Regions from separate parts of the Homo sapiens genome. Here region 1 is linked to region 2. The links are chromatin contacts, found by Hi-C or POLR2A ChIA-PET in ENCODE. All regions are on one chromosome and are shown on one strand. Each heading gives the region's core, a stretch centred on a gene start or an enhancer-like site at or near the end of the contact. The rest is flanking DNA. Distances are from core to core; before and after follow the strand shown.

Evidence for each region. Hi-C counts contacts between places; a loop is a spot of excess contacts on that map. ChIA-PET counts read pairs that join two places held with the same protein, here RNA polymerase II (POLR2A). Pooled maps may share reads with other maps.
Region 1: a pooled map shows a loop between it and region 2 (6-fold over the local background). The contact joins the enhancer-like site here to the promoter of BET1L in region 2. A Hi-C loop is called at or near these places in 1 of 37 single-sample maps with no recorded cell type and 7 of 50 pooled maps. POLR2A ChIA-PET finds 5 or more read pairs at or near these places in 1 of 52 experiments (CD4-positive, alpha-beta T cell).

What each region holds. Positions count from the first base shown.
Region 1 is chr11:723,978-730,411 of GRCh38, forward strand. EPS8L2 (EPS8 signaling adaptor L2) reads left to right here. Exons shown (of 21, transcript NM_022772.4): 16 at 747-852; 17 at 1,751-1,870; 18 at 2,121-2,193; 19 at 2,327-2,507; 20 at 2,642-2,774; 21 at 2,924-3,750. The coding sequence ends at 3,004. Among named protein-coding and RNA genes, the nearest start is that of TALDO1, 20 kb to the right of the region's middle. RefSeq lists silencers at 1,779-2,078, 2,559-2,748, 4,350-4,439 and an enhancer at 3,210-4,115. Within about 2 kb of position 2,399, at least 17 of the 41 ENCODE cell types and tissues checked have a DNase peak (open chromatin) inside an H3K27ac peak, as active enhancers do.
Region 2 is chr11:206,149-211,864 of GRCh38, forward strand. BET1L (Bet1 golgi vesicular membrane trafficking protein like) reads right to left here and starts at 1,251. Exons shown (of 4, transcript NM_001098787.2): 1 at 1,155-1,251. The coding sequence starts at 1,173. It overlaps RIC8A (RIC8 guanine nucleotide exchange factor A), which reads left to right and starts at 1,560. Exons shown (of 10, transcript NM_001286134.2): 1 at 1,560-2,790; 2 at 3,123-3,170; 3 at 3,259-3,852; 4 at 4,423-4,514; 5 at 5,051-5,201. The coding sequence starts at 2,707. It overlaps MIR6743 (microRNA 6743), which reads left to right and starts at 3,188; the gene lies at 3,188-3,258. RefSeq lists enhancers at 1-166, 477-978, 1,525-2,146, 2,002-2,171, 2,147-2,766 and 1 more and silencers at 923-982, 1,093-1,212, 2,274-2,472, 2,473-2,762, 2,833-2,942.

The sequences.
Region 1 (6,434 bases), core at 1,149-3,648, 520 kb after region 2:
ACAGTGTCAGCCTGGCTCCCGTGGTCCCTGGCCTAGGACCACACTTAAAAACATTTCCACCCTTTGACTTCAGCTCCTGGTCTGTCCACCCTGGCCATGTCCTGACAGTCCATGGCCACTTCATTTCCCTGAGCACCTGGACACGGGAGCTGCCCTGATGACCAGGGCCACACTGACCAGGATGGACGGCCTGGCCAGGTGACAGCCACAGGCCTGCTACATGCCAAAGCCAGGACCCCTCAGCCAGGGCCAGCCCCCCCGCGCTTTTGAGGTGCAGGTCCCACCCCACAGAGAGGAGCTTGAGACCCGTCCTCCACTGGACCATTTGGGCTGTGTTCAGTCCTCAGAGGGGCCACGGCTCTGAAGACATGCTGGCCCTCACTGGCCAGCTGCGGGGAGCTGTGACCCTGGCGTTTCCCAGGAACGCCCCTGGCTCTGGTTCCCCTGGGGTGCCGGACTGGAGACCCCTGAGGTGGCCTGGGATGGGCCAGCCTTGCTGTACCACAGGCCCCTGCGCCACGCCCACCTCCTGCCTGCCCCGCCTCCACGCAGGGCCCCAAAGCTCTGGGGCTGTCACAGTTTCCATTCCGGGCTGACGCTGCCTGCAGCCTCTCTCCACGGTGACCTCCAGAACAGAAAAGAGGCAGCCAGTCGTGCACCTGGGAAGCTGCTGCCCCCCAGCCACTGCCCAGGTCTCAGAGGAGACCCCCACCAGACTGGGCCTCAGCCCCTCCTGTTCCTCACAGGGGCTACCAGCCAACACCAGCCATGGCCAAGTACGTCAAGATCCTGTATGACTTCACAGCCCGAAATGCCAACGAGCTATCGGTGCTCAAGGATGAGGTCCTAGAGGTGAGGGGCTGGAGGACGGGGTCCAAGAGGGGGAAACAGGGCAGGGCTTCAAGGGAGGGGCTACCAGGGGAGGTGGGGAGCGGTCTAGGGCCAGGCTGGGTGATGCCAGGACGGGGCACAGCTGCTGGCCCCTTTCTCCAGGGTCCCCGCCCTTGGACTCTGATCAGGATCCCCAGCCTGTTGGAGGGGCCTTCCCATCTTGGGGCTCCCCAAAGGCATGCAGAGACCCCTGTGCCAGGCTGGGGGGAGCATCTGCACCACGTGGACTCAGCGGGGGCCTGTCATTCACACCCACCCAGGAGCCCCCACATCTGCACTGGCCGCATCTGCCAGCCGGAATCCAGGCCACCCACTGGGGGACAGAAAGTGGAGCAGGCTAGGGGGGAGTGGGCCACATCCACAGCCTGGCTCGGCGGCTCACGCCTGTAACCGCAGCACTGGGAGGCCAAGGCGGGAGGATCCCTTTAGCCCACGAGTTCGAGACAAGCCTGGGCAACACCTCAAAACCCCATCTCTACAAAAAACATAAAAATTATCTGGATGTGGTGGTGTGTGCCTGTGGTCCCAGCTACTCTGGAGGCTGAGGTGGGGGGATCGCCTGAACCCAGGAGGTCGAGGCTGCAGTGGGCAGTGATTGCACCACTGCATTCCAGCCTGGGCGGCAGAGTGAGACCCTGTCTCCGAGAAAAAAAGGGTCCCCCAGACTCCTTGAGGCAGGGTGGGGGAGGAGCAGCCCAGCGAGGGATGGAGGGGTGGAAACAGGGGTGCGGAGAGAATGGAGCGAAGCGGGGCTCCGGGAGACCCTAGGGCGCTCCCGACCTCTGTAAAGCGGCGCCAGCGGGTGGTCCCAGCCCCGCAGAGCCTGGGTGTGGGGAGGGGCTGACGGCGCGCCCCGCAGGTGCTGGAGGACGGCCGGCAGTGGTGGAAGCTGCGCAGCCGCAGCGGCCAGGCGGGGTACGTGCCCTGCAACATCCTAGGCGAGGCGCGACCGGAGGACGCCGGCGCCCCGTTCGAGCAGGTGAGCCCGCGGGGGTCCCTGGGGTCGCAGCCCCCAGCTTCCTGGAGCAGCCCCGCCTGCGCCTAGCCCCGCCCCAAGGCCAGCCCCGCGGCTGGAGAGACTGGGGCAGGTGCAGGGCTCCCTGGGCAGAAGGAAAGGGCTGGTCCGCAGGCCGGGGCTGTAGGGGGATTGGCGGGGTGGGGAGGTCCCGGGCAGGTGCTGGGAGGCGGGGGCGGGGCGTGGGGAGCCTAATCGCCCCCCGCCCCCGCAGGCCGGTCAGAAGTACTGGGGCCCCGCCAGCCCGACCCACAAGCTACCCCCAAGCTTCCCGGGGAACAAAGACGGTGAGAGCTGCTGCTTCGAGGCGGGGGTCCCGGGCCCAGGGCCACCTGGGGGAGGAAGTGTGGGGGGGGTCCCTGGGCCGGGGGCGGGGGCAGGGGCAAGGCAGCGGCGGGCCTGAGTCGCGCGCCCCCTCAGAGCTCATGCAGCACATGGACGAGGTCAACGACGAGCTCATCCGGAAAATCAGCAACATCAGGGCGCAGCCACAGAGGCACTTCCGCGTGGAGCGCAGCCAGCCCGTGAGCCAGCCGCTCACCTACGAGTCGGGTCCGGACGAGGTCCGCGCCTGGCTGGAAGCCAAGGCCTTCAGCCCGCGGTGAGCGGGGGCGGGGGATGAGCTGGGGCCCGGGCGAGGGGTGGGAGGTGCGGCCGAAGGTGCGCAGCTGTCGGGGCGGGCGCCAGGCAGCCTCGCTCACAGCGCGGCCCTGACGCCCAACTGCCCGCCCCCAGGATCGTGGAGAACCTGGGCATCCTGACCGGGCCGCAGCTCTTCTCCCTCAACAAGGAGGAGCTGAAGAAAGTGTGCGGCGAGGAGGGCGTCCGCGTGTACAGCCAGCTCACCATGCAGAAGGCCTTCCTGGAGGTGAGCCCGCCTGCGCTCCGGCGCCACGCCCCTCCTGCCCCTGCGCCCTCCTCTCCCCCGCCCGTTCCTGGGGTCGCAGAGCAAGGGGGAGGCCGGCACCCAGACACGTGGGACCCCCGGCTGAGGATGCCCCCATTTCTCCTCCCTAGAAGCAGCAAAGTGGGTCGGAGCTGGAAGAACTCATGAACAAGTTTCATTCCATGAATCAGAGGAGGGGGGAGGACAGCTAGGCCCAGCTGCCTTGGGCTGGGGCCTGCGGAGGGGAAGCCCACCCACAATGCATGGAGTATTATTTTTATATGTGTATGTATTTTGTATCAAGGACACGGAGGGGGTGTGGTGCTGGCTAGAGGTCCCTGCCCCTGTCTGGAGGCACAACGCCCATCCTTAGGCCAAACAGTACCCAAGGCCTCAGCCCACACCAAGACTAATCTCAGCCAAACCTGCTGCTTGGTGGTGCCAGCCCCTTGTCCACCTTCTCTTGAGGCCACAGAACTCCCTGGGGCTGGGGCCTCTTTCTCTGGCCTCCCCTGTGCACCTGGGGGGTCCTGGCCCCTGTGATGCTCCCCCATCCCCACCCACTTCTACATCCATCCACACCCCAGGGTGAGCTGGAGCTCCAGGCTGGCCAGGCTGAACCTCGCACACACGCAGAGTTCTGCTCCCTGAGGGGGGCCCGGGAGGGGCTCCAGCAGGAGGCCGTGGGTGCCATTCGGGGGAAAGTGGGGGAACGACACACACTTCACCTGCAAGGGCCGACAACGCAGGGGACACCGTGCCGGCTTCAGACACTCCCAGCGCCCACTCTTACAGGCCCAGGACTGGAGCTTTCTCTGGCCAAGTTTCAGGCCAATGATCCCCGCATGGTGTTGGGGGTGCTGGTGTGTCTTGGTGCCTGGACTTGAGTCTCACCCTACAGATGAGAGGTGGCTGAGGCACCAGGGCTAAGCAATTAAACCAGTTAAGTCTCCCAGGAGCCGTGTGTCTCAGTTCTCTGGGAGTCGGAGTGGGTCCTGGAGCCCCCGGAAACTGCACCTTTTCTAAGCAGTGCCGGGCAGAGGGCTGGCCGTCCGCCAGGCTGCTCTGCCCCTGAGCCCAGAGGGGACCCTGCCCACTTCTCTTCCTGTGGCCCTCCCAGGCCCAGCGACCAGAAGGCCCAAAGCGTGTCATCCAAGCCCGGCTTTCGCTGGGCACAACCCTAGTGGGAGCGGTGGGGACAGAGCCAGCTCGGCCAGACGGTCGGCAGGCCCCAGGAGGGCCATGAGTCAGAGGGCAAGGCTGAAACTGGATTTGGAGATCTTAGCCCAGGCTGACGGAGGCTCCCAAGAAGGGGGAGCAGGCCACACTCAGCACCCTGCGTGGGAGGGGCACCTGACCGCCAGATGGGCGGTCCACCTGAGCCGCACCCTTGGAGGGGCCTTTGGTGCCCTCTGCCGGCCGCTCCATGTGCTGCCGTGAGTGGCCGCCAGGGGTGCCCTCGCCCTGGATTGGTGGCAGGGGGCAACCCACAACCATGTGTCCCCATAGCAGCCGTGAACCCAACCCTGGTGCGGAGCATCCGGGGACACAGTCCTGGGGTCTTGGCCTGGGCAGGGGCGACTGTGGGGCTGGGCTGGGGGGGGCGTGTCCCTTGCCTGGTCCACCACCCAGCCAGGCCTGGACACCAGGCCACAGAAGCCCTGACTCACAGCTCAGGCCACACTAGGCCAAGTCTTAACCACAGTGTCTGGTCGGGGCAGCAGGGATTGTCTGGTGCCCTCTGAGCCACGACCCGGGCTTGATGGCCACCACCACTCCTCCAGGCCCCCGGAAGAGGCCCCCCCACCCTGTCAGATGGACCCTGCAGTGAGAGAGACAGGTCCAAGAGGAAAAGGGGAGGGATGGGGGCACCGGCCCTCCTCCCTGCAACCTGCAGCTCCCGCTGCCTGCTGAGCCACCACCTCAGGACGGGGATAGGCACCGGGGCTATATCTGCTCCAAAAGGGGCCTCTGTGGGCCCCAGGATGCCAGTCCTTGGAAGTGAGGGAGGCTGCCCACTCCCCAACCACTCCCAGCAACAGGACCCTTCCTCCACCAGGATGGTCTGGGCTTCATATGCAGCCTCCAGGCTGGGCTGCTCAGCTTCTGAGGGCCCCAGATCTACACCTGCTTCTTCAGCCTTCTCCCTGTCCACCTCCCCCAGCCCCATTTAGAGCCCCCTACCTGCTGTGCCCCACTCTGCCACCTGCACAGCTGAGGAGCCCCAGGAAGCCAGACCCCCAGACTCCAGCCCCCAGATCCCAGCCCTAGGCCCCAAGCAGGCTCCCACCCCAGGAGCCCTGAGTCCGAGGCACCCTGGCCCCAGCTGCCTGCTCGGACCTCTGGGCTTCCAGAAATTACCTCCCGTTTCTTCCAAGGGGCTTCCTGCCACCTCCTGAGACCCCCCTCAAGAGCAGATGGGACCACCGACCTCACCGGCCTGGTGATGGGCACAGGGTCACCTGGCATCGGGTGGGCTGGCTCTCTGTGTCCTCTCTGGCCACCCGCCCCAGGGGTGAGGATTGCCCCCCTTCCTGCCCTGAGGGCATCACTCTTGGGGGCCTGTGGTGTTTTGAGTGCTGCCCGCGGCCTCCGGAGGCCCCAGTGGCAGCCCCGTGAGGCAGGCGTGGATAAGAATGACCCGTAGAGGGGCCAGGTCACCTGCTCGAGGCCCGAGTTTGGGGCAGGGGCTGGGGTTAACATGCAATCTCTCTTAGTTCCAACGTGTCCTTAACCACTCACTCCCTCCCCGGCCTCCCTACCCACTTCCCCATCAGGCAGGTCCACAGAAAGAAGGAGGGTCTGCTGGTGCTGGCCCTGGTGGGGCCAGGGTTGCCGAGGGTCTGGCCGTGAGTGTGGGAGAGTCCACACTGGGCGAGGAGGGAGGGCGGGGCTTTGAACATCAGACCTCAGGGTGGGTGGCCTGAGCTGCCAGTGGGGCCACCAGTAGCCACAAGCAAATATCTCCACCAACAAGGCCCGTCTGTCTCGGGACAAGCATGTCTTTGTGGCGCTTGCTCCCCTTCTGTCCTCCCCCACAGCTGGCCCTGTCCGCCCGTGCCCAGTCAGGCCCCGCAGAACCCAAGAGGGGCTTCCCATGCCATTTAGGAAGGGCTGTCTCTTTAAAAAAAAAAAAAATTACAAAACGGTTGATTTCCCAAGAGGTTGACACAGCAGCACGTACAGTAAGATGTTCCTCACACCTGCGGGGATGCCATGGTCCCAGCCCGGGGCACCCGTTACCCAGGAAGGTGGTGAGAGTGGTGCTGGGAAAATGTGTGGAGAAACACAACAGGGACCCCCACTAACCCCACAAAGCTGAACCAGCCCCAGCAGTACTAGACGTCATGAGAGGCAAAACGACCAAGTTCACAGAAGATGCCAGGATATCCATGTGACAAAGGGGAAGAAGAATTTTCTGTACAAAACTTCAAAAGCAGTGGATACCAGGCGCGGCAGCTCACGCCTGTAATCCCAGCACTTTGGAAGGCCGAGGCAGGTGGATCACCTGAGGTCAGGAGTTCGAGACTAGCCTGGCCAACATGGTGAAACCCCATCTCTACTAAAAATACAAAAATTAGCCGGGCATGGTGGCGCGTGCCTGTAATCCCAGCTACTTGGGAGGTTGAGGGAGGAGACTCA
Region 2 (5,716 bases), core at 1-2,500:
ACCAAGGTTCCAGCAGGTGAATCTTGCACATGAGACAGGCTGCATAAAGGACGATGTGTGTAAGGGCCTGTCATGTGAACACATGTCCTGTGTACACATCAAGGTGGGGATGGGCAAGCACCCACAATGGGTTCGGTCCAACCAGCACCTTCTGAGACTGTGTAGCAAAAACTGGACCCAGCCCTGGGGTGCTAGTATGATGTGACACTTGCATCCAGGGAGGTCACCATCTGTGTATGTGGAGCCCATTCTTATAGAAAAAGAGTAAACTCTGCTAAGAGCATAGAAAAGACTTGGGAAAAGTACCCAGCAAGGCAGCAGAAAGGCTCCTGCAGAGACGACCTTTGAGCTAGGTCCTGAAGAGGTGGCAAGGAACCAGGACAGAACATTGGGAAGGCCCTTTACCGCACAGAAAATGGCTGAGCAAAGTTCCCAATTTCCCCGAGACGGGAGCTGAGGTCGACCAGGAGCGGGATCCTTGGTCTGCATCCCGCATGGGGCTTCCTGCAACACCCAGGGCAGAGTGCTCGCAGAGGCCTGGCCTGTGACAGGCTGGGCCAGGGGATAAGGAAGTTCTGTCACATCAGGTGCGTGAGAACCACCTCCTCCCTAGCTTCAGTGTCAGGAAGGGATGCCAGCGTCCTTCCAGCCACTTCATATTTATAAATTCCTTTAATCATCATAACACCTCACAGAGACAGGCATCAATATCCCACTTTGCAGACAAGAACACGGGCTCCAGGAGGGGAAATGGGGCCACCGAGGCCAAAGTAAGAGTCCTGCTTGGACACCAGCGGAGCACAGCCTCTACTCCTAGGGCCTGGCCTCGGGACCTGTCGAATGCCGACTCCCGCTCACCCCGAACCCATGCAGAACGATCTCACAGGGGGCGGCGGGGAGTGGGGAGACCCCGCTGCTGCGCGACCCCTCGCTGGAGCTGCTGGGCCGCCACGCGCGCCTTCGGTCCTAACGGCAGTGCCGGCCGAAACCCGGCCCTGCTCGGACCCGGAAGGATCCGAATCCGCCCCCCTGACAGGGTCCTCTCGGCCGAGGTCACCCCAGCTGGGCCAGAGGCAGGCGCACGCGGCTCTACAGGCAGCGGCGTCGGTTTCGGCCCGGCCCTGCCCCCAACGGCTCCGCTCTCCCGCGCTCACCCCGAGCCCAGTCCGCCATCGTGCCCTGCCCCGGCTCCTCGACGCGGACACCGACGCGGCCACAGCCGCCTCAGACGTGGCGCAGTCGCGGGGAAAGAGCTTCCGGCCCCGCCCCCAGCTAGCGATGGCCCCGCCTCCGCACCGACCACGCCCCTAGATAGCCCAGCCCCTTCCGCTTCGGGCTCGCTGACTTCCGGCTTAGGGCCGAGGGTGGGGAACTGCCGGGCGCGGAAGCGATGGGCATATCTGTGGCTTATTTTCAGCACTGTCGCGCAGACAGTGGCGCGATCTCAGCTCACTGCAGCCCCCGCCTGCCGGGCTCCCAAGGTGCTGGGATTACAGCAGCACCGCGGATGTGACGTTTGGTGTTCCTGTGAACGTGGGGCGGGGCGGGGCCGTTTGCTTGCTCAGTGCCTAGACGATGGTGGTGGAAAGACGCTTCTGTGGGTTAGGTCCTAACGGTTAGGAAGGATTCACAGGCGGGTCATGAGGAAGGAGCAGACCCCTCGGGCAGAAGCCCGCGAGGAGCACTGGGTGTGGTGGGGGCAGGGGTGCCTCCTCTGTCAAGTGGAGATCGGCGCCTCGCTCGTGCCTGCGAGTGCGCGCCGCGTCGAATACAGCCGTACAGAACGCACTACAGGAAAGTGAAGCCGGGAGAGAGACTGGGAGGCGGCGCGGGGACTGGGGGCCGTAGACGCCTTTGCTCCCGGGCACTTGTTAGAAGAGCGAGTGGATCGCGCTTCCTGTGCGTCACTGAATCCTCATGACGGCCACTGAAACGGACACGCAGGATCTTTGCTTTTCAAGAGGGAACTGAGTCCAGGCCAGACTGGGTTGCTCCCCTTTCTCTCGGCCCCTCCACCTTTGCAAGTGCTGCTCCTTCTGCCTGGAGTGGCTCCTCCAGTCTTTTCCCGGCTCACTTCCCACCGTCCGGTGTCAGCAAAAACAGCACTTCCTCACAGCCCGTTGCAGCCCAGCAGTCGCCTTTTGCTTCTTTTGAAGCACAGCCCTGTGACCGCCTCGTGTCCTTTTGTTTTTCCTTGTCCCCCTTCCCCTCTGGAACATAAGCTCCACAAAGGCAGGGACCTGGGAATCCCGTTCGCCTGCATTCCCCAGCAAACGCCTAACGAACCCAATGGCCCAGGACTGAAAATTCCTTTCCACTTCGGCTTTCCCCTCTACATCCCATCGGTTCTGTGGAGCTCGAGGGGCGTCACTGTGTGTGTGGCAGGGCACGGTGGGGGCTGAGATCGTTTCCTGTTGGAACTTCTGGCCCAAGAAGCGCGGGTCACAAGGAGAGGGGTCAGTTCGGTTCAGAGCGACTCAGCCCCTCGACTCGGGTCTTAAAACCTCCGAGCCGCCAGTTCTGCCTCAGGCCGCGCCCCCTTAAAGCGCCACCAGACGCTGCGCCCCGTTAAAGCGCCACCAGACGCCGCGCCCCGTCCCGGCCTCCCCCGCGCGCTGGCGCGGGGCTTTCTGGGCCAGGGCGGGGCCGGCGAACTGCGGCCCGGAACGGCTGAGGAAGGGCCCGTCCCGCCTTCCCCGGCGCGCCATGGAGCCCCGGGCGGTTGCAGAAGCCGTGGAGACGGGTGAGGAGGATGTGATTATGGAAGCTCTGCGGTCATACAACCAGGAGGTAAGCGGCCGCCTGAGGCCGGGGGGCGGGCACGGAGGGGGTGGGGCAGGGTCGTGCGCGGGTAGCAGGGAGGGCGTGGGTGAGGCAGAGGCTGTGTCAGCAAGCGTAGGGGACGCGGCGGGGTGCGGGGGGCAGGTCTGGGATGCAGTGTTGCGGGGAGAGTGGGGGTGCACCCGTTGGGTGGCAGGCGTGTAGGGATGGGGGCGAGTGCCGACCCTGCCATCCGTTCTGAGCAGTGGCTGCTGCCTGAGTTAGAGGCCAATAGGCCGCCCGCATCAGCGGACGCGGATCCTACCCCTCTGTGGATTTGAATTCACTAGTTCTCTCTGCAGCACTCCCAGAGCTTCACGTTTGATGATGCCCAACAGGAGGACCGGAAGGTGGGTGCTGGCCCAAGGGGTAAAGGGGCAGGGACGGGTGGCCCCAGGAAGAAGGGCCTGGTGGAGCCGCTCTTCTCCCTGCCCACAGAGACTGGCGGAGCTGCTGGTCTCCGTCCTGGAACAGGGCTTGCCACCCTCCCACCGTGTCATCTGGCTGCAGAGTGTCCGAATCCTGTCCCGGGACCGCAACTGCCTGGACCCGTTCACCAGCCGCCAGAGCCTGCAGGCACTAGCCTGCTATGCTGACATCTCTGTCTCTGAGGGGTCCGTCCCAGAGTCCGCAGACATGGATGTTGTACTGGAGTCCCTCAAGTGCCTGTGCAACCTCGTGCTCAGCAGCCCTGTGGCACAGATGCTGGCAGCAGAGGCCCGCCTAGTGGTGAAGCTCACAGAGCGTGTGGGGCTGTACCGTGAGAGGAGCTTCCCCCACGATGTCCAGTTCTTTGACTTGCGGCTCCTCTTCCTGCTAACGGCACTCCGCACCGATGTGCGCCAGCAGCTGTTTCAGGAGCTGAAAGGAGTGCGCCTGCTAACTGACACACTGGAGCTGACGCTGGGGGTGACTCCTGAAGGGAACCCCCCACCCACGCTCCTTCCTTCCCAAGAGACTGAGCGGGCCATGGAGATCCTCAAAGTGCTCTTCAACATCACCCTGGACTCCATCAAGGGGGAGGTGGACGAGGTGAGCACTGACCTTAACCCATGGATGGGTCTCAACTCAGCTCCAACATTTCCTGGACCTGCTTCCTACTGGGTACCTTCAGGTTTCTGGGTGTCAGACATGGAGAGGACAGGACCTCCCAGCCTGTTGGGACAAGGCCAAGGAGATGCCAGTTCTGGGCTGGGACCTCAGGAAAGGCTTCTGAGGGAAGTAGAGGCCCCTTCTGGCTCTTGCTGCCTGGCAGGAGGGCTGTGTGGTGTCTGGGGAGACTGTAAGAGATCCTCCACCATGAGGCTGTGAGTGGGGCTGAGACAGAGTGTGACTTCATCCCTAAGGTATGTGTTAGCATTCCTAATCAGGGAAGTGCTCTTAGAAGAATACTCATGGAGTTTTTAGGAAGACAGCAGTGGTCATCTTTTGCCCCCAGCACTACCCAGAGTCACCTAGGAAGACCCCAGGGGACCAGGTATGCAGTACAGGAGGTGCACAGTCATTGCCACACAGTCCTGGAGTGCAACAGACAGTGGAGCCTCAGCAGGCAGCAGTGGGATGAGTGGGGCTCCTCACAGGAACCCTTCTTTCTTTGGTCAGGAAGACGCTGCCCTTTACCGACACCTGGGGACCCTTCTCCGGCACTGTGTGATGATCGCTACTGCTGGAGACCGCACAGAGGAGTTCCACGGGTGAGAATGGGGCTTTTTCTGGGAGGGAAGTGTGCCCACATGTCTAGATGGTCGTCCTCAACCCCGGCTCTGAACCAGAACCACCTGAGAGCCCAGGCCCCACCCTAGAGAGTCTGACGTTGTCTGGGTGAGTGAGACTGGACATAGCCATGAATTTGGGGGCAGGAATGTGCCAACTGGGCCTTGGGTAGTGGCAACAGTATGGTACTTACTAGGGCACATTGGTTCCTTGTCCCCGTTTTTGGTCTACCTGCCCCTAGGCTGGTCTGGGTTTCCAGAGATGGTCTGGCGCTTTGGCTCAGACAGGGTCGGGGAGGCAGTGTGTCTCAGTGCCCCCACTTCCCCAGGGGACCCCACTGTACAGCTGAGTGGCAGTGCCTCTCAGATCAGTCCCTGCCCTTGGCTTTGGTCCCTAGCGCTGCCCCTTTGGGACTCAGATGCCAGCTCATGTAATGTGTGGTTCAGCGGAGTCACAAAGATTGCACCTGTGCTCAGGGATTAGCCCTGTTGAAACCCCTACCTCCATCTGTCCCCAGCCACGCAGTGAACCTCCTGGGGAACTTGCCCCTCAAGTGTCTGGATGTTCTCCTCACCCTGGAGCCACATGGAGACTCCACGGAGTTCATGGGAGTGAATATGGATGTGATTCGTGCCCTCCTCATCTTCCTAGAGAAGCGTTTGCACAAGGTAGGCTGGGGATGGCTGTGCAGGCTCCCCCAGTGGCTCTGGCACTGGTTCTCCTGCACAGATGTGGTCAGTGCTTCCACACTGTCCACACTGGTACGTGGAGATTGTCTTGGTGGTGTGATATGGGCGACTCTTCCGGTTGTTCTGTGGTCCAGCCTGGCAAGAAGCCAGACCCTTCCTCCATGAGAAGCATGTGGACACCTTCCACACACTTGAAGGTTTCACTTCTTAAATCTTTGGGGATCTTTACTGAGTGGTCCAGAGAAGCCCCCCAGTCCCTACTTTTAAGTCTTAAACACAGGCAGCCCTTGATTACAAGCATAGTTGTCCCTCAGCATCCTGAGGAGACCCATAGGAACCTCAGATCAAAGCTTCCTTCTGATTGCTGTGACTGCACTACAGGGCATCTGGACAGCTGGGGCTCTAACCATCTTCCAGGAGCTTGCAGAAAGCAGGCTGGAGTACAATAAACCGAGATTTAGTAGACCTCCTGGGAATCTACCTGCCTAAGCAAG